Regions from separate parts of the Homo sapiens genome. Here region 1 is linked to region 2. Evidence: chromatin loops called from intact Hi-C (ENCODE). Cell type or tissue: Caco-2. All regions are shown on one strand. Each heading gives the region's core, and the rest is flanking DNA. Links, peaks and the distances in the headings are about the cores only. Region 1 has its middle 270 kb from the start of LINC02490. Region 2 overlaps WDR72 (WD repeat domain 72).

Evidence for each region. Hi-C counts contacts between places; a loop is a spot of excess contacts. Peaks named below come from ENCODE experiments on the same cell type or tissue, not always from the same donor. Only the 100,000 strongest peaks of a DNase experiment are listed, where the experiment ranks them.
Region 1: a loop joins it to region 2, with 2.5 times the contacts of the local background. A loop is called at or near these places in 3 of 110 quality-filtered maps.

The regions. Positions count from the first base shown.
Region 1 is chr15:53,375,933-53,391,528 of GRCh38, reverse strand. No RefSeq gene overlaps it. Among named protein-coding and RNA genes, the nearest start is that of LINC02490, 270 kb to the right of the region's middle. In Caco-2, for the core only: a CTCF peak has its summit at 6,914 (motif pointing left); no DNase peak of the experiment used is centred there.
Region 2 is chr15:53,646,864-53,662,459 of GRCh38, reverse strand. All of the region lies in intron 14 of WDR72 (WD repeat domain 72), which reads left to right. It also overlaps the pseudogene RNU2-53P. Among named protein-coding and RNA genes, the nearest start is that of WDR72, 110 kb to the left of the region's middle. In Caco-2, for the core only: no CTCF peak of the experiment used is centred there; no DNase peak of the experiment used is centred there.

The sequences.
Region 1 (15,596 bases), core at 4,290-9,289, 270 kb after region 2:
ACTAAATTTGATGAACAACGTGGTCATCTGTTAATATCTGGAGATTTATATAAAGACACTGAATTGGCCGCTAGCACATTAACCATTAATACTTTATCAATACAGCGGTGGAATAGAGAGGACTTAAAACATGTTACTGTAACCCAAAATGCACGTCTCACATCCGTTTCAATATTCGCTTTGCAATTCCGTTACTGATTGTCTCTGACAGCAGGGGTAGTCCAACTTTATGGGCAGTCTTTTCGTTTTATGGAGCTTTTCATGTGAAATATTAGAGAGTTGGTATTAGCGATTTCATAGACACAAGTTCTATCATTCATAAATCTTTTATCTTAAAATTGAAAGCATTTACTTTAAACGTGTTCTACAAATCTTTCATGGGAATAGAAGGTCATTTATGCACTATATGTGAGGTGACTGGACGAAGTATACTTTATGAAGTCTTTGGACCATTAACTCTAGATTTTTATTTTTCTTCATTTAGAAAAATGATACCTTTGAATGTTTTAATAGTATGATGGGAAAATCAGCTTCAGTGAATTTTCTCTTTGTGGTCACTGAGGTAGGTCATGAAGGTGATTGAAGTCTCCCAGCAGACTTTTAAATACTTGAAACTGAAAATATTTAAGGGTGTACCAAATGACTAGTGCTTTAATTTTTATTTATATTCTATTTTTGCTGTGGTTGTGATTATAGCCTCACCAAAGCGGGTGATCAGTAATGAATGTGTCCTGTTGGCAGATCCCTCCAGGGCTCTGATTCAATCTTTTGAGTTATGGGATGAGGACAAAATGAACTATTTTTCAAGCTTGTAAATATGTGACAAATGACAGTGCAAGAACTATTGATTCCAATCACAGTGATACAATGTTTCATAGTCAAGACTGACTCTGGCTTTACAAATTACTTGCAAGTTGAACAGTAAACCCATGCACAACATGCTTCAAACTGGATCAATCTTCAAGAATATTTGTGTCACTATTCACAAATTCCCAAATTGAAATGGACTTTTCTTCTATTTTTACATTAAAAGGGTGCTGCTGAGTTTTCCCTCAATCTTAAAAAAGGATGAGAAAAGCAGAACCTTTATAAAATTTCCAGTGACACTAGGCATATTTATCTGTGTTTATCCTTATTAGTTAAATGGGCATAAGCCAAATATAATTGAGAAAGGCCTCTTAAGAATATGAATGGTAAAACAGCTAAACATTCATAGGTACTGCCTAGCTCAGTGCTCAAATCCTATTCAAACATATCTGGAGACAAAAAGAAATTCAACTGATTGGAATATGAGACACTCCAGTAGCCAGCCATTGTGTTCCTGTTTGGGGCAATTGGATTTGACTCTTTTTGAAAATGTCCCTAACACAACAGGCATTTATATGTAAAGATGGACTCTCTTAAAAACCTCTTCCTTTGGATCCTGAGCTCTTCTGTGTTGAAGAAAACTTTTCCTACGTCCCCACTATACAAACCCAGTACATTACACTTTTGCGGGGGGGTGATGTTGGGGGGCAGAAGTCATTTTTGCAGCAATTGCTCAAAGGCAGCATCTGTACATCCCCCCACAACTCCCACCCCCACTCCCACTGTGGAGCACCATTTTAAACTTGCCCTCAGGTTGTCATGGCATATTTTATGCAGGACTGACCTTAGCGGAGACTCTGCATGCTGATGTATTATTGACCTTCTTCCCCACTGCTTACTCAAACAGGCCATCTGGGTACCAGGACGGTACAGGAAATATGTCCAACTTTCCAGACCAAGATAAAAATAAATAAAACGGAGTGGGGTGAGGGAAGGAAGGCTCTTTAGCTCGCACTGTGGATGCGTTTATTCAGACATAATTGGCGTGGATCTGGCCAAGGCACAGTTTCCTTCTTTGTCTAACCCACTGGCCCCCTAGCCCCTCCCCTCATTGTTCATCTCCATCAAAGTGTGATGAGCCACTAAGCAAGAAAGGAGGGCAGAGACGCGGCAAAACCACCACCAGCCCCTCATTACGCTCACACTTCTGGAGACGCTGGAATTAGCTAGGGTGTGTGTGGCCGCTGAGTTCAGCAGATGACCCGATCTCAGCCCAGTCCACACTAGGGGGACCTGCTTCTTCCTTCCACTCTCTCCTCAGCCTGCAGTAGGTGCTAGGTATCTGAGACCCGAGAGCCAGGTTATTGTGGCTGGGGTTTTGACTGGTGGAACAGCCCTCAGCTCTCACCCAGTTGAGTCACAAAGGACCCATCCTTGCCAGGCCAGGCCGGGACATCTACAGCCTCCCCAGGGAATTTTTCCCAGGCTGGAATCCATTTTTAGCAGCTTCACTTGGTTGATCAATGGCTTCCACTCAATGGGCATATTGACAGGAAACTAGTTCAGAATGTCAGATAAAGTTCATAGCCCACCGCTCTCTAGGCCCCAAAGAGAACCATGAGTTCCCTGCAGTACAGGAACACCACCAAATGCGGGGGGGATTCTGTTTAACCTCAGTTCCTGGTCTTCAAAAGGCTTTGTTTACTCTCTTTTTCTGGAGGAAAGTTCTGTTTGTGTACAGTTTAGTTAAGGAGAATAAAAGACATTGGACACAATATTCAGCACGGTTGTTTTTCCTAGCATAGAAATGCAGTAGCCATTAGCCAAGAGCAAGACACCACCTCCTTTGAAGCCTTCTCTGCCCCCTGTCCCCACCTACTCCCTCTCCTCTCCTTTGTTCTTCCATGACACTTCGTAGACACCATTAAAATAGCCTCCTTAATAGAATTTGTTGTTCATCTATGTCTACCCTTTTGAAAGTACAAAGGACTAAGACTGTACTTTAATCATCTATGCCAAGTCAGCCCTATGCCTGGTATACAGGACAAACTCAATAAATATTTGCTGAATACATGACTAGTCACTATTTCGAATTCAGCAGTGTACCAAGCAGTTAAGTTAATCATCACAGTCATCTGAAGAGCTATATACTACCCTTACCTCCATTGTACAGATTAGAAAATTGAGGCCCAAGAGGCTAAATAGTAGCTAGAAGAATGTGAGCCAGGATTTTCATTTGGTCAGTATCATTACATGGCCTGGGTTCTAGCTGCAATGCCACACAATAATGAATGAATGCTCATACCTCTCTTTCTATACAAACAGGAAATGCATGTTTCCATTTTTGGAATAAGTAAGGATGGTTCTATTTCATCACTGGGTTTATTGAGTTTGTGACAGTTCCTCAGCATCTTTGGGGAGATAGAATACAAATTGTAAAATCCAGCCAGGCTCTGTTCTATTTGTTCAGGCTTTTTTACGGCAGCCAAATTGAGAGGCACAAGCACAGATTTAGGATATGCATTGCCTGTGTCTTCAGCAAAGCGGACTGGTCTGTGGCATACAGGCCCAGTGGGTCAGTGGATATTGTTGTTTTAACACGCAGATTCTTCAGCATACAAACTTCCTCCAGGTATCTCCTCTTGGTAGCAGTGTGACTTTGAATCAGCAAAATGAAACCTCTCTGACCCTCAGTTTCCTCATCTATAAAATGGGATAAGTAAATGGTGTTTTCCTTACCAGAATGCTGTAAGGAATAAATGAGATGAGACATATCGAACACTTACCACAGTAACTGGTGCACTTTTAGGAGTTTAATTAATGATGGGTATCTTTATGACATTCAAACATCTGAATATTTGAATATCTTTGAATACCTATTCAAAATAAATAAAAATTACCAAGGATAACGTAGGCAAGATAATGAACAAAACATAAAAGAGATAAACATATCTGTCTCATGCACAGTGAACTACACACTTAAAATGATTAAAATAGCAAATGTTATGTACAATAAATAAAAAATAAAAAACTCAGCATGCATCAATCCAATGAAGACCTCACAATAAAACCTCAACGTACATCAACGCAAAAACAAACCAAAACAAAAAACCCAGAACAAAACTGCTAATGCTGTGGAAAATTCTAAACATGCAAACTGATATGTTTTTGTTGTTGTTAACATTTAATGCTGCTAAACGTTTCAATTAAAATCATTTTGTGCCAAGTAATGAGAGCATTTAACCAAATTTTTATTATATTGCTTGGACTCTTTCATATTCTCTTTGCATTGCCAAGAACTAAATAGGCGCTCAAAGAGGTTTTTATTAGTATACATTTTAGCACATTTAATGTTTTCAAAGCACATATTTTATGACATTTTCATCTCGACTCATGGAAGTTAATGTGTCTCATGGTCTGGGACAAGCGGTGAGTTTGGTGTGGTGCCTTGCTGAGGGTCTGTGGTTGCCTGTCTAGAAAAGCCTGACTGCCTGTTTAGAAAAGCCAGACTTACCAGGCTTAGGAGAACAAGGGCAGAGCTTCCCACTGAAGACCTAGACACGGCAATGCACTGGCTGCCTCCAACCTGTGGCTATCAGGTCCCCATTTCACATACCCAGCCTGCTTCTCCCTTAACACACTGAGTTGTCTCACAAATAGTAGCGTTTGCCATCCTGACACCTCTGTTATCTGAAGTCAGGACATGTGACCTAACTTTGGTTTGGTTTGACTCTATCTGAGGAATGGTAAGAAGGACCAAGAAAGCTTCCAATACTTCCAAGGTTAAGACCAAGGGACGAGATGGAGAACTGTGGGAAGAGGGGTGAAGTGCTAGCCTTACAGCATGTTAGAAGCCCTCCCTGTGTCCAAGAAGACATCTCTAGCCTTATATTGCAAAATGACGAGCACTCAGCAACATCAAGAGCCTTCTTTGCAGAGATTTAAGGCAAGCACAGGACCTAAAATTTCAGGTGGGCCAAATAATCACCGATCTAGAATGCTGCTGCAAGGAGTTAGGTGATGGGGGCACAGTTTCCTGGGCTGTCTAACACAGGGTGAAAGCTATGTGTTGGAGACTATTTATCTGAAAGCCATACATAAGATGGAATTGGGTGGGAGTGGTAGAGGCCAACCTGAGGTAGTAAATGTGGCCATATTTAAAAGATCCCCAGCCAGACTCCTTCATCCCTGACTTTACAATTTACTTCCAAGCTACCACTCGGGGGTCTGCATTTATCTACTCCCCTCCCTTCATCCAAGCTGAACATAGCAATGGCCTCTGTCTTTCAGACTTGAGATTTCAATATCATCTTCTACTGTTTCTTATCCCACAGTAGCCGCATCTATCTGATTGCCATTTACGTAGACATTCTTGCTAATTCATTTAATTTTAACAGTGTGCTTAACATCATATGATGAACCCCTATCATCTGTGTGCTGTCATCTCCAACCACACTGCCAAACCCCTCATCTAGACCCAGATTACGTCTCATCTGGTTGACTTCTGCCTCTTCCCTTTTCCTCTTTGGGCCTCTATTCATCAAATTTCACTACCCGTCTAGCAAATGTACAGAGCACAGAGAATTGGAATATTAGTACCAGGCAGGGCCTTGAAATTCATCTAGTCCAACACTTTTTATTTATTAAAGAGGAAACTGAGGCTCTGAGAGGTAAAGGCACATAGGAAGGGGGATGAACTTTAAAAGCAGACCTTCTGACCTCCACAGGGGGACTCTCCTACTTCTCTATTGTCCTGTGTGAATATAACCTACCACAATTCTGCCAGCCAACAAAGCACAAAACCAGGACCCACAGAGCTGGAAACAAATAGTCTAAACTTGCTGCTTAGTAAAAATAAGAAAGTCAAATTTTGTATAATGTGTATCCATACCTAGGTAGATACTCCTTGGCTTCCTTCCATTAGAGCCCAGGGCCACCATCTAAAGAACCACTTGACACATTAAAGTGAGGGTTGACAAACTACCGTCCATAAGCCAAACCAGCCAGCTGCCTATTTTTGTAAGTAAAGTCTTCTTGGAACACAGTCATGCCGACTTGCTGATATATTGTCTATGGTTGCTCTTGAGCTACAATGGTGGTGTTGAGCAGTTGTGACAGAGACTGTGTAACCTGCAAAATCTAAAATATTTTCTATCTGGCCTTTTACAGAAGATGTTTGTGGAACTTGTGTTAGACCATTGCAGCTTTATGCAGAGCCAAAATGGATTCTACCTCCCGTGTAAGGGAATTCTGTGAAACTTGTCCAAGGTGGTGGCTGGTTGGCTTAGAGTTTGTGGCCACAGCCGGTTGTCGTCCTTATCTTCACATCTTTTCTTCCTAATTTGTAAGTTCCTCTGATGCCAGTTCATTCCAAGTCTTTTGCAACTCTGCAGGCAGAAGCTCACAGATATGATTCCACCTGCCAGTACTCCACCACCGTCTTCTAACGGCCTCTCTGCCTCCAGTCTAAGGCCTCCAAGTTGCCTCCCATGCAGCTTCCTGCATGCCTCTTTATGTACTAACTCTCCAGGACATGTACCCAGCCAGGTCACCCTGCCCCATGCTGAATGTTCCAGTGAATATTCTTACCCCACTGCCTCAGGTAAGGCCGCTTCACCCACCTGCTCATCAGAATCTCGGGATGCTTTTTAAAAGCACGTATGTCTAGGTCTCACTTCAAAAGCACTTAATCTGAAAAGCATATATTCTTTTGCATGTCACTTCCTTAGAGAAGTCTTCCCTGCCTGTTCCATCTGAAGGAGAGTGTCACCAATGCCCTCTATTTTATTCAGTGTTATTTCTTTGTTTTGTTTCCTTAATACCATGTATCAGGATCTGACAGATTAGAATATTTGTTTACTTCTTTATTGTCTATCTTTTCACCAAATAATATGAGCTTCATGAGAGTATGGACAGTATCCTGAGCACCAAGAACAGTATGACCCATAGTGAGGCCTCTAACCATCTGTCCCACCTGTTTGGGTACTCTTCCCTGATGTGGCCCCAGCATTCCCTCTGGCTTACCTGTCCAGCTTTAACCTCTCCTGTTTCCATGCTCAGGTTCCCCCTCTACCACCCTCTTAGAGTGGCCCAACTGCACAGTGCCACCTGCAGGCTGCTAGGCTGCCAGGCTGCCATGCCGTGGTCCTATCACCTCCTCTATCTTTAATATCCTCTCCTCCACATCAGCCTGGGAAGCCCATAAATGCTCCTTCATAAGCCACTTCAAAGTCACCTCCTTCCCTGAGCCGTGTAAGCAGATGTGATTACCTCCACCTCGGAGCCAGCAAAGTGCCCCTTATAGAGAATCCCATTGCTGTGGCTGTTTAGTACATGAAGACCTGTTGTCACTAAACTGGAGGCTCCCTGCAGGCTTTCACTTCTGTATTCCCAGAGCCTAATGGTATACTTGGCAATATTGAATCCTAAATAAATGTTTTTTGAATAAAATAAGAGATGGGTGAAAAAAGAAGGTAACGAAGTAAGGGAGTAAGGGGAGAGGGAGGTTGAAGAGAGGAAAGAAGGGACAGAGAGAGGTAGAGAAAGAAGAGAAGGAAAGATGAAGAAACCAACTTCTCCCATGGAGTCTTCTGCCTCAGTGCTCATGGTTTGGCGCTGCCTTGCTAAACCGGCTGGCTCTATGTTGTAAAGCTAAGACAGCAGCCCCAGGGACATGATCTGCTCAGTGGTTTCTTTTTAACACTCTACAGTTTGTCTCTGCAAAATCTTCTTGCAGATGTGGCCAAGAGGAAGAAGGGAAGGGTCTCCTTCAGCAGACAGTGTGATATTTGAAAAACCATTTCCTTGCATGCCTCCAAATCACAGGCCTGGTAACATGGCAGAGTTCTTTGCCGTTTTGCTTATGGCAAAGAACACTGCCAGTGGGGGCCAGGAAGCCTCAAAATTAACTGGCTTCCAGTGCTTTTACAGATCCTTTGCTCTTCTCCAAGGTGTAACAAGATTGTCATTTGTGGCATTGATGTGGTTTGTATGTTTTTCCTCTCCAAATCTCATGTGGAGTTGTGATTCCCAATGTTGTAGGTGGCACCTGGCAGGAGATGATTAGATCATGAGAGCAGATCCCTCTTGAATGCTTTAGCACCATCCTCTTGGTGATGAGCGAGTCCTTCCTTCCTAAGTTAATTCACGTCACATCTGGTTGTTTAGGGCTTCCCCCTCCTCTCTCTCTTGCTTCTGCTTTCACCATGTGAGATGCTGGCTCCTCTTTGCCTTCTGCCATGATTGTATGTTTCCTGAGGCCTCACCAGAAGCAGATTCTGGCACCATGCTTCCTGCACAGTCTGGAGAACCATGAGCCAGTTAATTGTCTTTTCTTTATAAATTAACTCATCTCAGATATTTCTCCATAACAATGCAAGAACAGACTAACATATGCATTGAGTGTTTTAATTAAATATTTTATGACACCCTTAGGACGGACCAAGGTGAGAAACTAATACAGGAAATTTTTTTTCAGATGGAGAAGTATTGGAAATTGTTCTTCTCTATATTGAAACATTGTCTTCTCCAGTAAATAGGAATTTTCACTTATGTCAAGGATGCATACAAGAGAGAACAGAGAGCCTGCTAGTGAGGAACTTGCATGCACTCTGAAGGGCATTTTGCATATGGCTATTTCTGATAATATACCTTTGAAAATACAGCTCTATTATGGATGCATTTCATTAGTGAAAAAGGGGACATTTCTCTGTATTAATGAAATAGAGTTAAGTTCCAATCATATGAACCTGCCATAAATATACAGTTCTAACTGATAGAGTTTTTACACTTTCATTGATGATAAAAAATGGCTTCCTGATTAAAAGAGAAATTCAAGCTGCTTCTTAGAAGAATAGTTGGGAGGAAAAGGAACATAAAATAAAGATGTATTGCAGAGGATAGCAGACCTATGCAAGTTTCACATTTTTCTTAAATGCACATGACAGGGCTCCAGTAGAAAGCCCCCTGGGAAATAATTTACAGTGGGTGAAACCAAGGCTCAGACAAGTTAATTGAACTTGCCCTGAGTCACTCTACAGATTTGTAGTGGGAATAAGATTTGAACCCAGAGCTACTGAGTTACGATGCTTTTGCCCACCTTAGAAACATCCACAATATACAGGGACATCGGGAACACGATTGCACTGGAAAACCTGGCTGCTACAGTTGAACTCTACTGCTAATTCTGCTGGGCCATATCTCACAGCACCCTGGTCATGTATTGAGTTGTACTGTTGACTGGTCATTGTCATTCTCCTCCCAGATGTGCAATAAGGCTGCAGTCATTTATTTATGCAGTTTTTTTTTTTTTTTTTGCTTTAATGCTATGTTTTTTTTCTTTTTAGTTTAAAAAGAAATTTTAAAAGGAAACCTTGTTATATAGTTAAATTTTTCTAATTTGGGCCCCATTAAATCCAGGACTTGTGGTAATTGTACCCAAACAGAAGTTTTGTATTGTTTTTAACTACAAACCACTGCTCAAGGAAATAAAAGAGGATACAAACAAATGGAAGAACATTCCATGTTCATGGGTAGGAAGAATCAATATCGTGAAAATGGCCATACTGTCCAAGGTAATTTACAGATTCAATGCCATCCCCATCAAAGCTACCAATGCCTTTCTTCACAGAATTGGAAAAAACTACTTTAAAGTTCATATGGAACCAAAAAAGAGCCCACATCGCCAAGTCAATCCTAAGCCAAAAGAACAAAGCTGGAGGCATCACCCTACCTGACTTCAAACTATACTACAAGGCTACAGTAACCAAAACAGCATGGTACTGGTACCGAAACAGAGATATAGATCAATGGAACAGAACAGAGCCCTCAGAAGTAATGCCGCATATCTACAACTATCTGATCCTTGACAAACCTGAGAAAAACAAGCAATGGGGAAAGGATTCCCTATTTAATAAATGGTGCTGGGAAAACTGGCTAGCCATATGTAGAAAGCCGAAACTGGATCCCTTCCTTACACCTTATACAAAAATCAATTCAAGATGGATTAAAGACTTAAACGTTAGACCTAAAACCATAAAAACCCTAGAAGAAAACCTAGGCAATACCATTCAGGACATAGGCATGGGCAAGGACTTCATGTCTAAAACACCAAAAGCAATGGCAACAAAAGACAAAATTGACAAATGGGATCTAATTAAACTAAAGAGCTTCTACACAGCAAAAGAAACTACCATCAGAGTGAACAGGCAACCTACAAAATGGGAGAAAATTTTCGCAACCTACTCATCTGACAAAGGGCTAATATCCAGAATCTACAATGAACTCAAACAAATTTACAAGAAAAAAACAAACAACCCCATCAAAAAGTGGGCAAAGGACATGAACAGACACTTCTCAAAAGAAGACATTTATGCAGCCAAAAAACACATGAAAAAATGCCATCAGAGAAATGCAAATCAAAACCACAATGAGACACCATCTCACACCAGCTAGAATGGCAATCATTAAAAAGTCACGAAACAACAGGTGCTGGAGAGGATGTGGAGAAATAGGAACACTTTTACACTGTTGGTGGGACTGTAAACTAGTTCAACCATTGTGGAAGTCAGTGTGGCGATTCCTCAGGGATCTAGAACTAGAAATACCATTTGACCCAGCCATCCCATTACTGGGTATATACCCAAAGGACTATAAATCATGCTGCTATAAAGACCCATGCACACGTATGTTTATTGCGGCACTATTCACAATAGCAAAGACTTGGAACCAACCCAAATGTCCATCAATGATAGACTGGATTAAGAAAATGTGGCACATATACACCATGGAATACTATGCAGCCATAAAAAATGATGAGTTCATGTCCTTTGTAGGGACATGGATGAAATTGGAAATCATCATTCTCAGTAAACTAGCGCAAGAACAAAAAACCAAACACCCCATATTCTCACTCATAGGTGGGAATTGAACAATGAGATCACATGGACACAGGAAGGGGAACATCACACTCTGGGGACTGTTGTGGGGTAGGGGGATGGGGGAGGGATAGCACTGGGAGATATACCGAATGCTAGATGACGAGTTAGTGGGTGCAGCGCACCAGCATGGCACATGTATACATATGTAACTAACCTGCACAATGTGCACATGTACCCTAAAACTTAAAGTATAATAATAAAAGGAAAAAAAAAGAAAAGATGAACTAAGCAAATTAATAGCATAAATAAATGACATATTTAAGTTATTTAAATATAACCATGTATTTTTTTAAATGTTGGCAGGGGATGGTTTGCAATGAATATGCTGCATAATAATAATAACTGCCATATACCAAGTGTCTGTTCCAAAGAAAGAATAAGAGATAACGTAATGTATCATCAACTTTGGTCTCTACAAAAAGCCTGTAAGGTAGTCCAATTTTATAGATAAGAAAACTAAGGAAGAGATTAATTGACTTATCCAAGGTCCTTCATCAAGGATTCAGACCCAGGTATGTCTGGCTCCAAAGCCCATTTTCTCCTCTGGATGCTGCATTGCAAAAATTTCTGATCTTCCGCAGGTCCCGGACCCTTACAAGAATCTAATAAAAGGTGAGAAACAGAACACACTCATAATGTTGCATGATTTCCAGAGGTTTTCCAACTAAAGAACCCTTGCACTACTGCCAATTTATAAACTTCTCCCTTTCTGTTCACAAAAAATCATCATCCAGCACAAATCATTTTGTTAATCTTATGTTTTCTAGATAGCTGTGTATTGGAAAGCAACACCCATGTTTATTTACAAATAGATTAAGTCTGACTTTTAATTAATTCCTTCTTAGTTGATGTTAATAAAGTTGTATTCTACAAAGATAGAGTTTAGTATATCCTTAACAATAATTGACAATTTACCCAACTATTTTATTTTAGGCCATATCCTGATTGTGCCTTGAATTGATCCAATGCAAAGCTGGTTCATTGTGACAGTAGAGTGGCTCCTGTATGTTCCAGATCAGAGGTTGCAAACTGGAGACTGAATGCAGCGCTGGGTAGAGCCATACTGGAGCCTGAGACAAAAGAAAGTAATGCTAATACTGATTCCATCTTCATTTTAAGATTTTGATTTTTTTTCAAAATGAAGTTTTTGCTTTAATTTTGATTTTACCATATTGCATTAAGATATTATTTATTTTGATTGCTAAATGTTTGGGTGCTCCCTTAAATTTACACCTGAGATGGGCAGCTCATTTACCTCACCCTAATCCCCATCTTGGGTGAAGGAAGGGCTAAATGTGGCCACAGGAGTGGTCTTAAAAGTAGGACATTTCCCATGAAAATCAGTATTTCTGGCATCCCTTGTAAAAATCACAATACCTGGCAATATTGGACTTGTATTTCCACAGGGCAAACCTCAACTATGGTTTCCTGTCAATGGCAGCTGCCTCCAATGGCGGGGGTTGGGGGGTGAGTGCCCTCCTATTCTCTGAAGCCCCCTGGCTCCCTCTCAGTTCAGTTACCTGGTCCCTGTAGGCATTTGAATTGAGCATTCTGGGGCTAGACCAGGTGGAGAATGTATAAATGTTCATCTCTAACCTTCATAAAACTTGTTCAGCCATAGCCTGTAACATTCTTTCAGGATTACCAATGTGCCACCCTTGACATTAAATCAGAAGATAAGCTCACTGCCAGAAAGACCCTAGGGAAAACACCATTGACCGGCATTGAACCATCATCAACTGCAGTACTGAGGTTGCATGTAACATGTTGTTCATGCCAAGCAAAAGTGTTATTTTTTCATTTTAAGGACTTAAGCTACTTTTATTATCCCTAAGATTTTTTGAGTGCTTACAACATGCCTAACTCTGCGCTGAAAGCTTTACATATATGGTATTATTTAATTATTATAAGAATAGCATGAGATGCAGTAATATCCCCATTTTATAGGTCCAGAAACTGAATTACTAGAAGGTTAAGAAAATTGCCCAAGGACATATAGGCAATAGGCAGAGGAATCTGAACTCAAACCCAAGATGGATGACACCAAAACCCTATGCTTCTTCCCACTATGAATGCTGCCTCTCTGTGCCCTGCTGTTATCTTTAATAATAGACAACCTGCCTCCTAACTTCGCTAATTGCTCTTTGCTGTCAGTGATGTTAACGTTTCACAAGCACATGGAATTTGATCCAAGTGCATACAACAGCTGCCTATTGTATTAAATTCACTTTAAGAGCCTATGTTCCTTGTTTTTGTGCCTTTTTTTTATACCAGATTAATTTTTCAGAGGTTAATCACATGGCACTTATTTTAATTATGCCTTTCTAGTCACAACAAATGACAGCATTTGACTTCTTGTAGCCTTCCTTTGTATTGTGTGACCAATGAGATTATTAATAAATGCTTTTTTATTATGTAGTCATGCTGTAGGTGCCCACAGGGTATGGGCTGGCCTCATGTATTTTATTCTGGGTGCAGTGTCAGCAGGGCCTTGCGGATTTGCTAATGAGCTAAATCCGGTTAGTGCCACATGCCCTGGACTGCCAGAGATCTTTTAAATACATCATTGCTCTCAGAGACTCAGCTGGGTTCAGTATGAGAGAGATTAACTTCTCATTCCAATTAACAGAGAGTCATACTGCTGGAGAGAGGGTTGCTTATGTAGCCCCAAACCTAGGACCCTCTGACTGATGAACTACTGACCAGTCAACAACAAACCCGGACTTGTGAAAGGATGGCCTCAAGAAAGGATTTTTTTATTATCATTATTTGTTTTGTGTCTGCCTTAGAGGCCACCATCTCCTTAATAGGGTGGGCAGTGGGGAGGGGGAGAGGCTGTTTTGTTTCCCATGTGGACAGCAACTGAGCAGGAAAAATATATTGACTTCTATCTAGAATAATGGAGGGTTAAAAAGCAAGGGAGTGGAGCATTTAAAATCAACTTGAAATCAGGTATTTATAATCCTTCACCAGATTCCTCCCACAAAATAGTGGGTGTCAGTGCTATTTTAAGTTCTATCTTTTATTTTTTCAGATAAGAGTAACGCCAGCTAACAATGATTGAGCACTTACAGGGTCCAGCACTCTTAGAATTGCTTTATGTATATTAATTAATTTAATGCTCACAACGACCCTTGGACAGGGATACAATTATCCTTCTACACTGCACTGCTCCAAACAAAATTCGTGAGATAATGTCTTTGTTCATCTTGTGTTTTTGTCTCTCCTCACATCTTGTTCTCGCGTTGAATTAACATTTAAGCTACGTGAATCGCTCTTCCATGTTTCTGTTCAGAGGGTAAATAAATAACTATTTTAAAATGAAATGCTTTTTAGGATGAAAGTCAACCCCTCATCAGGCACCTACAAAGATAACACAGATGTGCAGAAAAATAGGAAATTTCCACAGACACAGTGAAGAAAGGAAAAGATGTGCTTTTTATAGAATATAATTTCTGATAAGAAAAAGACGTGCAAAATATTCAGCTTGGAAATCAAGAAAAGAGCAGAAATGCACATCTTCCTTTCATTTAAGATTAAGAATGATTCAGAAAAATATAATCTAAAACATGCTCGATAATAAAGTAAAAATATCCTGTTTAGATGTAAATTATCTCACCATAGCTCTATTAGTAAGACAAGCACACTGGCCCATCTAAAGAGAGCTCCAGAGGTATTCCTGAATAGAAATCAATGTGTGTACCCTAACCACAAGCCCATCTAAAAATCAATGAGGGTTTTTTTTTTTTTAGAAAAAAAAAAACAAAAACAAACTTGTTTTACAAGAGAATGTATCATTTGCAAGCCATAAAAACCCAAGGAGTTTTATTTGCGAGGCTTGATAAATCTTTTTTCAAAAGTAATATCCCACATTTAAAGATCAGAGTATCACAATTGTTGTTTGTTTTAACAGAAGGCAAAGCTAAGACAGGATTCTAAATGTGTAAGTATATTCTGAAGCTACAATTGAACACACACACACGCACACAATGGCTTTAAACTGGCTTCCCTATCTAGAGGCAGCCAAAGGCAAGACTTGCTGGGGGAAGGGTTTGAATGTACATGTAAAGTGCCTATAAATGTGCTTTTTCCAGACTGTAATTACTTCCTTTTCCTTAATATCTGCAGGTAAGTAAGTGACACTGACACTGGGGTGCACAGCAGAGCAAACAAAGGATCCACTCGAAAAAATTCCAGGAGGGAACTCGATGGGTGTGTGATGCATATATGTGGAGGGAAGTTGGGTGGTTTGTGTGGTATTTAGGGTTGGGGGATACAGGCACAGACCAACCAACAAAAATCCCGAGGATCCCAGAGTCTCACTTTTCAGCCTCACGAAACAACAGCTAAATTTTATGAAGGAAATATATTGGTTCCTTGTGTTTCTTAAATGGGACTTTCTCATCATTTGGATCCTAAGAAGCCCCCTTTTCATTTTTCTTTATTAAAAGCATCCTTACAAGCATTCACTCCGTGAGGAGTAAAACTGTCTACTTTCTATGGTGGGACCTCTTCTGTCCCCACCTGTTGCCCCACCTTTTCCCTGGCCTCCCCTCACACTGCTCTAAACAGCACAGGTGATTGAAAACCACTTTCAGCCCCTACCAAGCTTAGGCGACCTGTGGGCTCTGGGTGACCAGGGCTGGCTCTTGCTTATCCATGTATTCCCTGACTTAATGCTTCATGGATTGAACACAGATACTGCATGGTCGGTAATGCTTTGCTAAATGAGGAAGGTTCTGGTTAACTCCTAAAAACATGTTTATTGAACCTAGTAGAGAAGAAAGCAGGAATATTTATGATATCTGTTAGGCTGTGTAATTTATTTTTAAAATCAGGACAAATTTTTTC
Region 2 (15,596 bases), core at 4,871-9,870:
GCGGAGCTTTTTGTGTTTGGCAACATTAGGACTTTATTAGAATGCTGTATTTCTTTTTTATTGTTGTATTTGAAGCAAGTGCATATAGATCTGGGGAAAAGTTTGCAAGAGAAAAACAAATACAACAAAACATTTTGAAAATAATTCCAATTTGAAATGCTAGAGGAGTTGAATTTGTGCTGCTAGACAAACAATATCTCTGGTATAGGAAAGGAAGGCCAGAGTCATAAAGGATTTAAAGGAATACAATATCATATTCATGATGGGGAACTGCTTTTCTTAGATTTATCTAAGGATAAGACAAGATAGAACCTGTTTAAATTGCAATGGAAGGAATTTAGCATCAAAGTAGGGAATAAATAACCACCCTAAAATCATCTATATATTGCAGAAATCTTTGTAGCTTCATGATATTTTAAGGTAAAAACACCTATTTTGTTTGTTGGTTGGTTAGTTGCTTTTAAATTCTTTTTCTGCATTTCTTGTCTGTAAAATGAATAAAAGGGTAAAGTGGATTATTATTTGGGGCCCATTGTAGTATCCTGGAAATGTCTTTTCTTTAAAACTGATTTTCTGTAGAATAGGTCCCCCAGCAGCTCCTTGTGATTTGCTTTTCTAGAGCTTCACTGTCTAAAATGGTAGCCATTAAACATTTGTAGCTACTGAGTATTTGAAATGTGGTTAGTACTACATGTTAAATTCTATTTTGGTTATGTAGAATTAAATGAAATATATTATTAAAATTAATCTCACCCATTTCTTTCTCCTTTTTTTAATGTATCTACTAGGCAATTTAAAATTACAGATGTGGTTTTCATTCTATTTGTATTAGACAATGATGAACTAGACCAGGGATAAGTATTTTTCTTTTTTGTAAAGGACCTGCTATGATTTGGATATTTAACCTCTCCAACCTTACGTTGAAATTTGTTCCTCAGTGTTGAAGAAGGGACCTAAGGAGAGGTCTTTAGGTCATGGGGCATATCCTTCCTGAATAGATTAATGTAAGGATGGGAGTACATGAGCTCTATCAGTTTCCAGGAGCATTGGATGCTAATAAGAGCTCCTCCCTCTCCTGTCTCTCTTGTTTCCCTTTTCACCATGTGATCTCTGCACACATGGCTCTGGTTCACCTTCTGCCATGAGTGGAAGAAGACTGAGGCCTTCACCAGATGTCCTGTCTTCCAGCCAGCAGAATCAGGAGCCAAATAAAACTCTTTTCCTTATATATTACTCAGCATCAGGTATTCCTTTATAGCAACAGAAAAAATAGGCTTAGAAAGGACCAGATAGTACATATTTTTGGCTTTGCAGGCCAGAATTTTGCTGCTATGGGTACTCAACTCTGCTTTAGGAGCACAGAAGCGACCATAGACAATTCTTCAACAAGGGTGGTTGTATTCCAATAAAAACATTATTTACAAAAACAGGCAGTGGACTAGAGGTGATGCACTGGTTGTCATTTCCCAATTTATGATCTAGACAGTCTACTGGACTTGGAGATCATGAGGTCTGAGGAGAAATTGGCAAAATAGTCAACACCTCCCTTTTCCCTCCATATCTGTATTTTACATGAAACAACTTATCCCAACCTCTGCACTGTGTGGAATGTAATCCAAAAGAGCTTATATCAAGTCTAACCTGTGACAGAAACCGGGAACTCATATGTGTTTGGAAAACCACCCTTTGTAGAGAAACAAATTTGTAAGTAATGGCTCCCAACTTAGTTGGAATTTTTTTTAATGGAATTTTCTTTAAATAACGCACTTATATGTGCATCTTTATCTAAGCATATAAAATTGATTATAAATAAAGACTGCACTGCATTATTTACATTTTAGTTGAGCTTTCTAGACATATGGTTATATATATTTTTAACCTTTAGCTGACCTTATGGTGATGTGTCTCTGGTACCATTTGCTGAAAATTTTTATTAGAGTTTTATTCTCATACCTCTTGTAAAAAACAGCTGGTGTATTGGTAGACCACCAATTGAAAATTTGATCCCACTACTACCTATCACCTTATGAGAATGAAAGTTAGTTCTTTTATATTTTATGACACAAAAAATAACCAAAATAGAATTAGTATAGTTTCTAAATTGTGAGACTGGAAAATATCATCTGAAAATATACTTGTAAAAGTATTAAATAATAATTCATCATGGCAATACTACATGTTACCATGGTTTTTATTAAACTATCTTTATTTTAATATTAAACTTGTATAACTATAAAAAAAGAACAAATATTTATTTTAAAACAATAAATTGCATTATATAGGGCTAAATCATCCATATAGAATGAAAATTTTCCCTTTTTGATTAGTAAATTTTTGATTTATTCTTTTTAATAAAATAAGCAGCATAGAACTATTTTTCTAGTGTGGAAAATATTCTATATCAATTTTTTATAATTTTAAAAGAAAATAAATAGATTTTTATTTTACATTTCAAACACTTGATGAACAGTCATTTTCCTCTGTAAACATTGGATTAAGATTTCTGTTTTAAGTATTTTGATTTGGTGAATCTCAACTTAAAACTGTAGTACCTAAATGATAATACCCAGCCTAGGAAGATGGAATAAAGAAATAAACGTTAGGGGAGAAATCTACAAAGTCATTTGCTTTTTGAACACATAAAGTGATGCAAGTTTTTGACAGTGTATAACTGTTTACCATAAGAGTTTTATAGATAATTTTATGTAATGTAAGTTAAATAAAAATTTCTGTAATATCTAATCCTTTTTTTTTTTTATAACTGCCTTATGAAGAATTTCCCTTTTCTCATTTTGTGGCATGAGTTTAAACTTTTTTTGTTTTTAAAATATTACCTCAATCATGAAGAAAACTATGAGGAACATGTCACAGCTTCGTTTCAAAACTAATTTAGAAGGTCTGAGTGACTATGAAAAGTAGAAAATGCACCATTAAATGACTCCAGCTGTCCACCTCGCACCCAGAAGCAACTCCGAATTTCCTCACAGGACTTCAAAGCCTGGCTTGTATCTAAACATTCGTTGGCCATGTAAATCAGAGGCACAAAAGGAGAATGCTCCTATTTCATGGTGCTAGGCTAGCTTAAGTCTGGCTTTGTGCAGCACGTGCCGGTGGGGAGTGCCAGCAACGGAAGGACTCTGTTCTGACTCGTGTGACAAATGTAGTTAACACCGGATCCATATTAATGTTGTCAAGTTCCCTCGATGTATTTAAACAGATTTTAATTATTTTCAGCGTCCACAGGCCTGAAATATATAGCCTAATAGTTCTTCAAAGAAAGCTTACTTAATGTGTGAATGTAAAACCTCTCATAAAAATGAAACTTTTATATTGGCCTTAGTCATTGACATAGGTTATTCATCAAGTCAGCAATTTGTGTGGCAAAGTGCCATTTGAATAGTGTATTGTTAGGATACTTATGGTCCACTTGACAAGGGCTCTTGCTGTAAATAGTGCAATTTGACTCCAGCTGTTAAAGAGTGGCTTTGACAGCAGCCAAATAGAATGGAGATGCCTTACTGCACTGCTGAAAAATCAATATTGGGTTCTTGTTCATAGTAACCTGTTCTTTTCTCTTCTGTAGATTTATAAACGACTATTAAGGGTTTATAAGTGGAAGTTTAAATATTATTTTAACTGTAATTCACTTTAAGTTTCAAATTAAGACTTGTGATAAAGGGTACAAATGGAGAGTTTTCAGATATTATTTCCAAACCCTGGCTCATGTTTAGTCACAATTACAGTTAAGTTTAATTTGGATTCTCTAGCTTCAATAGAAAAGAATTTGTGTAAAACATGGACACAAAATTGTGTGCCTATTGTATATTGCCAGCCCAATTATTTCTTCTTTTTGATTTTCCTTATCAGTTTATCTTCCGTGTCCCTCCCCTCTTCTCTGTGTGTATACCTTTTTGTATAGATGGCAGAGTTCTTTGTGGCTGTGCCCATAGCAACACCCACAGATGTTGACAGCCAGTCATGTCCCCAGTGTTGTTTTCCTAAAGCAGAGTCTTGCTGGTTTTGAAGAATTTTCTAAGCAATTTTCAGCACTACAAGGTTGCTATGATACCTGACTGGCTGTAATAGATATTGAATCTGTTAATTACAATAACTACACACAGGGCTATTTTTTGATTGGGTTTCTCTACCATTGCGAGCTGTTATGTTCAAGATACAGAGAGGAAGTGAAGTTATATATTTAAGATGAGGAAAAAAAATGCTCCAAGGTAAAGTCTTGAAATGTAAAAAAATTTCCAGGTATAAAAACCTTTTAGCTGACTATTGCTTTCCCAGGACTACAGATATAATTTATTTAAATCATTTCTAGTTTTGGCTGAGTTTGATTTTTAGTTTTTATTGCTGTTCCTGAGAGGACATAAGTCCTCATCTAAAGTGTACTGAGCAGGATTTGAAAAAGCTGCATTTTTTAACATGGAAAATGCCAGTATAATGTGTACTTTCTCAAATGCCTTTTTCAATGAAGTCAGCTGTTAAAATAGCTATCTTCCTATTACTAATCAACTCTGCATTTATTGAATTTATGGCTGAGATAGCAACTGAAAATTCATAAAGCTGATAATATAATTGTGAGCGAAGACCTTTAAGGCTCATTCAAGGTCGGCGTTATTGTTTTTATAATTGCTGATAGGCAACCGTGATTTCTACCAGAGAAAAGGTTGGTTCTGCTTTGGGTTTAGCTGGTTTCAAAAAATGTTCTCTCTTCCATTATTTCTAAAGTAAGATTTTTCAGTGAATAAATATTTATATCATTTATTTAGTACTAAACTTAGCTTTAGATTTATTTCAGTTTCTCTCCCCCTACAATATTTCATTAACCCTATAAGAGACATAGAAATCTAAGATTATAACTTTCTTCTTGGATTAAATACTCCATTTGTAGTTATCAGTTAATTTGAAGGGGGAAGTTCTAACATAGAACGTGGAGAAAAGTTTAACATTTTAGGCATTTTAATTTTGTGTTTAGCTTGATCTAGGGACTGTGTTAGCATAATTTATTAAAGCACATCTTTACATTTGCCTTCATTTACATTAATAATTTTATAGATATTTTAGAACCTATGAATTCTGTAATCATGCTCATATATTATGCATCCAAAACTATTTAGCTTATTTAGACTTTTTTCTTCCTTATTTCTTTTTTCCTTCTTTCTTTTTTTTTTTTTTTTTTTTTTTTTTGAGATGGAGTCTCGCTCTTTTGCCCAGGCTGGAGTGCAATGACATGATCTCGGCTCACTGCAGTCTGTGCCTCCCAGGTTCAAGTGATTCTCCTGCCTCACCCTCCCGAGTAGCTGGGACTACAAGTGCATGCCACCACAACCGGCTAATTTTTTGTATTTTTAGTAGAGACGGGGTTTCACTGTGTTAGCCAGGATGGTCTCGATCTCCTGACCTTGTGATCTGCCCGCCTTGGCCTCCCAAAGTGCTGGGATTACAGGCATGAGCCACCATGCGAGGCCTGTTTTTCCTTTTTAAAAACATGTAGCCTCTCACAATTTGTTAAGATCCTGCTTCTTGTAGTACCCAAAAGATGACCCTATCCCACCTACTTAAAGAGGTTATTATTTATTGGGGTCCAAATTCACTCCAGTGGATTTGGATGCTCTGTTATTGAGCAAACTTGTTGGTTCTGATTAAAATGATTATAAATGTTACCTCTTTAAAATGTGTTTCTATTCTGTTTTTTTAATGACTAATGCACTGGATGGTATTTTCTGGAAAAAAATGATGTTTGTAGAATTCAAATGTTAACTCAAACTATTAGTTGCTTATAACTGGAAAGAAATGGAGGAGAATAAAATCTTTCTTGTTGAAAGCTGGTAATACCACTTATTGACTGAGAGTACCATGTGGACCCATTTAAAGCAATCCCAACAGGAGCACTACTTCTGTACCAATGACTTATGTTGAAACTGGCCCTAAGAGAGTAGCAAATGCAAAAAACTAACAGGAAGCAATTCTCAAAAAAGAAAGCATTTATTTTCATGGAATATTTCCCCATACTATTAAAAACAAAATGTATTAAGACTTTATCTTTATTTATTGGAACTAAGAGCATGAACTTATTAAAAAAATACATCCAGCTAACGTTCTTGCCCATTTTTCTGAATTCTGTTTTAATAGTGATGCCCTGAAGGCACCACCAGTTCTCTGCATCTCCAAATGACGTTTATTTATTTGTAATTTTTTTCATACTATATAGCTTATATAATTCTGCAAACAGCTTTAATCCTAAATTAAAATATCCTGCATAATCTTTTGGTTCAAGTGTGATTATTCCTGTCAGATATAAAAATGATCCTAACAAGCTGCTGTGAGCAGCAGGGGCTTTCTTATGCACATATTTAACTCCATGCACAATCAAATGGGACTGAAAATTGTAGTTGTTCTATGTCTTCGCATATTGCCCAAAACCTGATGACTTTTAGAAAGCCATTAAGAAAGCTTACAAAGCTGGGCACCATGGCTCACGCCTGTAATCCCAGCACTTTGGGAGGCCGAGGTGGGTGGATCACAAGGTCAGGAGTTCAAGACCAGCCTGACCAACATGGTGAAACCCCGTCTCTACTAAAAATACAAAAATTAGTCAGGCGTGGTGGCATATGCCTGTAATCCCAGCTACTCAGGAGGCTGAAGCAGGAGAATTGCTTGAACCTGGGAGGCAGAAGTTGCAGTGAGCCAAGCTTGTGCCACAGCCTGGCCCACAGAGCAAGACTCCATCTCAAAAAAAAAAACTTACAAAATGCAAAGTCCTGCTCACCTTCATTACTTTCTTCTGAGCTCCCACTAGAGGTCTCTTGTCGTTATATAAAACGTGGCCTTCTCCATTGATTCTCTGGTAGCAGATGTTTTGTTTTCCTTTTTCTTGTCTCTCAGGCCAATCTCTGTTTTACAACAACCATAGCATGACATTCATCATGTAATCAGATGGCAAAATATGGAAAGAATAGTATGGGTCCTTTCTCTTCATGTGTGATTATCTTGAGGCTCAAATGAGAAAATTATTTGACAGTTGACATCTCCCCAAATCTAAGAGGATACCTGAATCTTGAACTTTCACAAAGTTTTTATTATATGATTGTCAGTCCAAAATTGTTAATTACCAAGGACCTATCTTTTATTAAACCAGATCAATTATAAAGTCAGGTTGATAGATGGTAACAAATTGTCTTTAAGATCTCTTTTTTTTTTTTTTTTTTTTTTTTTTTTTTGAGATGGCATCTTGCTCTGTCACCCAGGCTGGAGTGAAGTGGTGCGATCCTTGCTCATTGCAGCCTCTGCGTCCCAGGTTCCAGCGATTCTCCTGCCTCAGTCTCCTGGGTAGTTGGGATTACAGGTGTGCACCACCACGCTCAGCTAATTTTTGTATTTTTAGTAGTGATGGGGTTTCACCATTTTGGCCAAGCTTGTCTTGAACTCCTGACCTCAGGTGATCCACCTGCCTCGGCCTCCCAAAATGCTGGGATTACAGGCGTGAGCCACTGCACCTGGCCAAGATCTCTTAAGCGTATCTTTATTTTATGACTTTAACATTTATGTATGCTAACGATCAGCTTAAAATATCTTGAGGCATATTTTTAGTAATTAAATTTCTGGTGTTAACAAGGATGGAATTAGTAAGATAGAAGCAGAAAACTAACAGTTCTGAGTGTGTTTTGTCAAAATTTTCACTTTTTATGATAATCCAATTAATCATGACAAATTATGCCCTCAATATACATCTGATTTAAATGGTCTACCTTCTATCTTAATCAAGATAGCTACTGAGATTAGTTACAGAAAATTCAATGAGCTGCATGGTGAGGAAGTGTCCATATAACACACAGTACCTCAGATGATGGTTTGCTTCACTGTTCTTGTGCACCTACCGCAAAGGCCCAGCTATGGGGCCACAACTTGATGTTTTTTTGCCTTCATCTAATGTTCTACGTCCATTAATTCTAGGACCAAGTTCTTGTATTTTAAAACATTGAGTTATTATATTTTATCAGACTTCAGTTTTGTAACAGGAAATAATTATCAAAATCTGTTTATCTTTCACTAATTAATAAAATCTAAGGATATGGGCCCTTACTTCTCTATCTGTATAAAGGGTATAATAAATGGGTATTTAATTCACAGACAAATCATGAAGTATAATGGGACTAAGTAATATAATCTACGAAAGTCTCGTTATGTATGAATGATACATCATATCTCTTAAATCTTTTGCAGCCCTCTTGTGGTTACCTGATGTCTTCTTGATAAATCATTTAGTATGGTTGCTTTTGATTCTTGTTTTCAGGATATACTGAATTTCATTCAGCATGAACACATACATCATATTATAATTAAAAGTTTCTTCACTTGAGAATTAGAGCAGGTTTTGTCAGTAGTTTATGAGTGATACTTGGGAAAGAACTCTAATTGATTTTTACTATCCACTGGTAATTTTGTGTTGATTTCCAGACTGGGTATATTTAAGCATAATCAAAACCTAGGAAATATCCTCTTTAATATTTCAGAATGTTCATAAAATTCAAATTTCTATTTAGTACTATTATTTTAAAATATATTATATCTCCTAAACTAGGAACTCTATTATTTTCTTAGCAAGAGTATCTTTGGAGTTATAAATTTGATTTTGACACTTATCATGTGGGGCAGGGGATGTCCCGTAAGGTTTACACATATTCTTCAGCCATAATAATTTCCAGTCTATTGAACTCACATAACTGTTTATGAAATATTATTTTCAGCTTCCACAAGCATGACAGAAAGAAAAGAAACTAAGAATGAGCATTCCATTATTATTAATCTGAGTTGCATTCATTCTTGTGATAAAAACCCAAATCAAACATCATACATTAAAAAAGATGAAAAACGTCAACTACAGGTTCAGTCCCATGACCCAGATATTTAATCCCCAACTATTTGGCCTCATTAAAGAAACTCATATTTCCACTGATGTTAGTCTTTTGCCAGAATATTTTCACCTCAATTCTATACCTTCAAGTCTAACTTCGATGTCAGTTTACCATTATGCAGGTAGCAGCCCACTTTCTGTTACTCTCTTTCTCAGCATCCTTTTTATTTCATTTTGTATCTTCTCTACCCTCTACTCCAGTGTAAGTTCAAAGGGGACAGTTACAGTTATGATAAACCTATTTTATAACTTTATCATGAAATTCTCATCACCTGGCATATCTGGCACGTGGAAGGCATTCAGAAATATTTGTGGAATAAACTCATGAACTGAAAACTACTGAAGTCTAAAACATGAAGAATAGATGGTAAGAAAGTAAAGAATGCTTCCTTTTTTGAATTGTAAGAGAAAAAAATATAAATGACTGACAGAAAAAAAAGTGTATTTATTTCGCCACCCAATTGCTTTAAGTCCAAATCAGGTTTACATGTGACTTGGTTGTACAGAGGATAGTGACCTAGCAAAAAATAGTCAATAATAGCAAAGAGGCTGTTGAAACACAGCAGCAGCCTCCACTGATATTTAGACACCAGTCTCAATTACAAAAGTTTATAAGAAAAAGTGTATTAAATAGTGGTGATAAAACTTAGTATGCCCAGCATATTAGGGAGAAATGATTCACTTTGGGTAAGGTGGGCATAGAACAGAGCTGATAAAGACTCAGAAAGGAAGATTAAGAGGCAATGTGGTTAAAATGGCTTATTATACCAACACAGTGCATATTATTACCCCATTTACTTGCCCTTAAATCTTAGACTTCTTTTTCTAATAACAAAGTTGTCTAAAATAAGCACTCAAAAATAGCCTGAGGATTGCGTTGTATATCAGGAGCCTCTACTTCCCTGAAATAATTACTTTACTAAGCCCTCCCCTCAATACAAAACCCCTGAAGCCAGCAACAATCTAATCAACAGGTTTGTAATAACTTTCAGAAATTTAAGTGTAATAAATATGAAGAGGGCTGATTTATGTTTCATTTCCCAGATGCAAAGACTAGTACAATTCTGTATCCCCCAAGTAGCAAACATTGCTTCCTGCTTTTGTACATCATTTGAAAATTGCTTAACTCACCCTCTCATCAGAGGAGAAGAGAGGGCTGATTACGTTTCAACATGTATGACATTAAATGCTTTTAGGTAGCTCATTGTGGGAAGGTAGGGTGGCATACTGGATTAGCAGCCCCAGGAGAAACTGAGCTTCATAGGATTTGTTCTTCTTCCTTTTCTCTGAAGACCCCATTTAGATTCCCATGACAAGGCTCTTCCATAATTTCTCGTACACTAGTGCTCTTCCACATGGGTGGTTCTGGTGACTCTATTCTCCACATTTCTTCCTGCCCAATCTCATGTACCAGAGATGTTCTCTTTACCTAGTCATATCCTACCTAGACTACAGTATGTGCATGTACAATTTACCATGAACATGCTAGTTAAACAATTTATATTAAACTGATAAAAACAGATGCTACATTTGATCTTAGCCAGAAGGCCGAGAAGTGATTAAACAATTTATAAATTAACTATGGACTGGGCGCAGTGGCTCACTCCTGCAATCCCAGCATTTTGGGAGGCAGAGGTGGGCAGATCACCTGAGGTCTGGAGTTTGAGACCAGCCTGACCAACATGGTGAAACACCATCTCTACTAAAAATACAAAAAATTAGCCGGCATGGTGTCGCGCACCTTTAGTCCCAGCTACTCGGGAGGCTGAGACAGGAGAATTGCTTGAACCTGGGAGGCAGGCGTTGCAGTGAGCTGAGATCTCGCCACTGCACTCCAGCCTGAGCAATAGAGCAAGATTCTGTCTCAAAACAAACAAACAAACAAACAAACAAAAACTATAGATTGCCTAATTATTTTGCCACTATTTATTTGTCTTATTTTCTCAGTTAGGCCTAAAGCTCCTTGAAAACAAAGAATTACTGTGTCTGCATGTTATGTAAGTTTTGTAGCATGGAATGCAAAACAGAATACTTTATTCATTCAGCAAGTATTCATTGAACATCTACTATGTACCAGGCACTCTTCTTGATACAAGATCATGGTGCCCATGGCACTTACATTTCTAGTGAGAGTGGATACATCGTAAACAAAACAAAACAAGACTGTCAGATAATGATAAAGGCTCTGCAGGGAATTAATGTTGGGCAGTTTGATAGACAGTCTTAGGGGTTTACGATAGCCTGGGTGGTCAGAGAACATCAGAGAAGGAGGTAGGATTTATACTGTTTGAATTGCAAGAAAGAACCAGAGATTCTCCCGCCTTTCAGAGGGGAGAATATTCTAAGGAAAGCAAACAGCTACAACAGAAGGCCTAAAGTAGGAATGAGGTTGATGTAGACAATGAAGTCAAAAAGGCCAGTGTGACTCAAGAGGAGTATGGGGGAGGGAGCATTAAGAGTCAATATTGAAAAGTGAGGGACGGACAGAATATGTTGGGTGTAATAATCCAAAGTAAGAAGCTTGACTTCCAAGTATTAAAGGGAGTCTTTTCACGATTTTACTCAAAAGGAGTAACATGATTTGATTTATGTTTTGAAAAGGTCGTTTTGTTTGCTATGTAAAAAAAAAAAAAAAAAAAAAAACTGAATTAGAGGAGAGAGTGTGTCTGGAAGAGGAGTCCATTGCTTAGTTGAAGCAAGAGAAAGAAATTGTTAGCTGGTGTTTGTTTTGTTTTGTTTTGTTGTTTGTTTTAACATCAAGTTGGCAAAAACCATGGTGTGACATATGTGCTCTAGTTGACCTATATCCCAAAGTGCCAGTGGGAGGAACCGCTTTAGATGGTGAGGCTAACCCTGTCTGTGGTATGCAGGAAGTCATATTAGGACTAAATCTTGATGGATGAATAAGATTTTGCCATAAGGAACAGCAGGTCCAAAAGCCCAGAATATGAAGATGGGGAAGAAGTAGGAGGTTAATGAGAAGTTGATATGACTGGAGATGGAATATAAAGTGAGACACAGTGGAAGGTTAACTATGACTTGTACCCCTGAAGAAAATAAGAGGAAGTCTTTGAACCTGGACTTCAACTTCTTATTTTATTTTGGTAAGAACACTTAACATGACATCTGCCCTCTTAACAAATTTTTAAGTGTATAGTACGTTATTGCTGACTCTAGGTACAGTGTTGTACAGCAGATCTCTATAGCTTACTAATTTTACTGGGCTGAAACTTTATGCCCATTGATTAATAACTTAAGCCCCTAGCAAGCACAATTCCACTCTTCGATTCTATGAATTTGACTATTTCAGATATTGCATATTGGTGTAATCAGGCAATATTTGTCTTTCTGTGACTGCTTATTTCACTTAGCATATGTCTGCAAGGTTCATCATGTTATCACATATTGCAGAAATTTCCTTTCTTGAAAGGCTAAATGTTATTCCATTGTATGTATATATCAAAATTTCTCTATCCATTCATCTGCTAATGAACTTTTAGATTATTTCCACATCTTGGTTATTGTGATGCTGCAATAAACATAGACATGCTAATACTTCTTCAGGATCCTGATTTTAATTCTTTTGGATAAATACCCAGAAGTCGATTGCTGGACCATATGGTAGTTCTATTTTTAATTTTTTGAGGAACCTCCATGCTGTTTTTCATAGCAGCTACACCATTGCATTTCTACCCACAGTGTGCTAGGATTCCAATTTCTCTACATCCTCACAAACACCTGACTTTTGTTTGTTTTGTTTTTGTTTTCATTTAATAATAGCCATCCTGAAAGGTATTGGGTGGTATCTCATTGTGGTTTTGATTTGCATTTCTTTGATAATTAATGATATTGAGCATTTTGCATATATTTCTTGACCATTTGTATATCTTTTTTGGAGAAATGTCTATTCAAACCCTTGGCTTGGTTTTTTTATTATTAGGGTTTTTTGCTATAGAGTTGTAAGAATTCTTGGACTTGGACTTTTGGGAGCAATTTATATTTGTGGTGGAAAATCTCATGAGTAACAAAAACAACCAATACAGACTTAAGATAGGGTCCTCTTTTAAAGTGTAACAACTGAATTAAGGGGATTTAACACATAAAATTGCTTTCTTTATATTTATATTGCATTTTTGCCCAGAAAAAATATTTTGCATACAATTAAAATTCCCATTAATTTAGAATAAGCCAGGGGTTGGCAATGTTTTTCTCTAAAGGATCAGTTATCAAATATTTTTTGGTTTTGTGGGCCATACAGTCTCTGGTACACCTACTCAACTCTGCGTTGGTAATGCAAAACCAACCATAGCCAACGCATCAGTAAATGAGTGTTTCTGTGTTCCAGTAATAGTTTCTTTGCAAAGAGAAGTGGTAGGCAGGATTTGGCCTACAGGTCATTGTTTCTTGACCTCTGCAATTGGCAGTGCTGTGATTAGATTGTGTTATAATTGACTATAATAGGCCACAAGAAGAGGAGTGTGGTAGCTTTCCACTGGAAAGAACTATATTTTATTATTGTCATTAAAAGATTTTCTTGTAAAGCTCCCTATTTGCTGAAAATTATAACTGGTTTTGCTCAATTTGGGAGCCCTGGTTTGTAAGCTCTCTTTTGGGTTTTCAGAGATTTTTGTCTTGTTTCTTCTGCTTCTTACTTTTTTAAGGTAGTCTACAAGCTTGATCTTGTCAATCAGTTGCTAGACATGTGAGAAGTTATTGTGGTATGGTTGTTTGAAAGAACTCATGTTCTGAGACATTTCATAAATTTTATATACTTTTTTTTTAGTGAGCATACTCTCTGGGTATTGATTTCAATTTAATAAGTATGTGTTGAATTGAATTGACTGAAATATCTGGTGGCCACACAAATATATACCCAAAATAAGTGTTTGTGGTTGGTTATTCGTTATGTGAATACACATACAAATCACTCAAAAGAGGAGAAACACTATTTTAAAAAAAATTTGTCCTTTGGTCTACTTAATGGTGAGCCAGTTCTGGCTAAGTTGTTTTTCCTTCAGACCTATACCTTTCCTGACCTCTTGGCCAATTATAAGCTTGTTAGTATGATGTTTAGAAAGCATCAACTTGATACTGCTGATTTCAGTGTCATAGTTTGGGAAGCAAAGGTGTTTGGAGTAAGTAAAATTACATGTACATACCACATCTCTTTTAATTAGTTTTCATCTCCAGAGGGTGAGTACAGAGTAATTTAGTAACACATACTTGTTATCTTAATTGACAAAAACATATAGAGAAAGAGGTGAAAACAAATGGAAGGAAATAATTGCTATTTAAAGAACACATGAGACAAGTATCTTTCCTGCTACGTAAAATTTGGCTTATTAATGAATTTTTTGGATTTGATATTGAGAACTTTTATTCTACTAGTGACATTGAATTTTTATAGGATGCAGAATAGACCAAAATTGGATCATGACGTGTCTATTCAAACAGACGTGCCATCTGTCAGAGGTGGGGAAGTTAGGGGGAATTTGTTTCTGTGTCTTCTAGTAGTTTCCAGAGAAAGTATAATGCACGTAAGCATGAGAAATCACATTTCATGTAGTGGAAGGAGCACTGGACTAGGAGTAGTCAATCTGGGTTTTAATTTCAACTTTGGCATTTCAGTAGTTGCATTGATTAAATGAGTGGCTATATGACATTGAATCAGTCACCAGGCCTCTCTTGTTTCCACCTGTCTGTCCATGTATATATTGATATCAATTTGGAAAACATCTAGATCAGAATAGGCTATATTATGTTCTAGTAACAAACAATGTCCCAAATCTCATTGGCTAAAACAACTCAAGTTTATTATTTCTTATTCACTCAATGTACCAACCTGGGGTCAGAAGGGGTCTCTGCTCTTGATTGTTACACAGAGACAGAGCTAATGAAGCAGAAGCCGTATGCTGGGAAAAGGTGGAGAACTGTAAGCATTTGGTAAAAATACCGATGACTGAGGAGAGGGAGCATGAGAGAGGAAAAAAATACTAATGATTGCACAGATAATTTGTAGGGCTCTATATAAAATTATATGAAATTTTGTGGAAAAGTGTGGTTTCTCTTTAGATTCCTGCTTCAGGAAGTTAAGGATCTCCTTAGGTGTTATAATTATGGATGATCTAATTTTCTTTTGATTATCTTTATTATTGAATTCTTTGTAAACAGTATTAGTATTGTTTATTAAAGGCAAAAATAATATAGGAAAGGCTATTTTTAAGTAATGAATCTCTTTCAAATGTCCTTTGCTTATCTTACTTTTTAAAAATTTATGAATGGATATAAATACCTTTAGTTTCTTCTATAATTCAGAATTTGGTGTCTGAGTTAGTATTTCATGTTCTGTACTATTGTGATTTCATAACAATTGAACACATCTTTTCCATTTTTCACATGGAGTTATATGATTTTCTAATCTGTTTGTGCACAAAAATAATTCTGATTTTTCACATTTTATTCTTGAGATCTGGTCAGACTTACTAAGCTTTCTACTGGAGTCTCTGCCATAGGACTAATAGTGTCCTTACCTTTGCATTGTACCAAGAAAGGATAATCCTTTGTATATTGTCTCTAGTACAGGCAATACCCTACAATTTGGGGGAATATTTTGACTTCAGTAATTTATCAACAAAGACCCTTAATTATTCCCTTTTTTATTTTTGGTTATGAG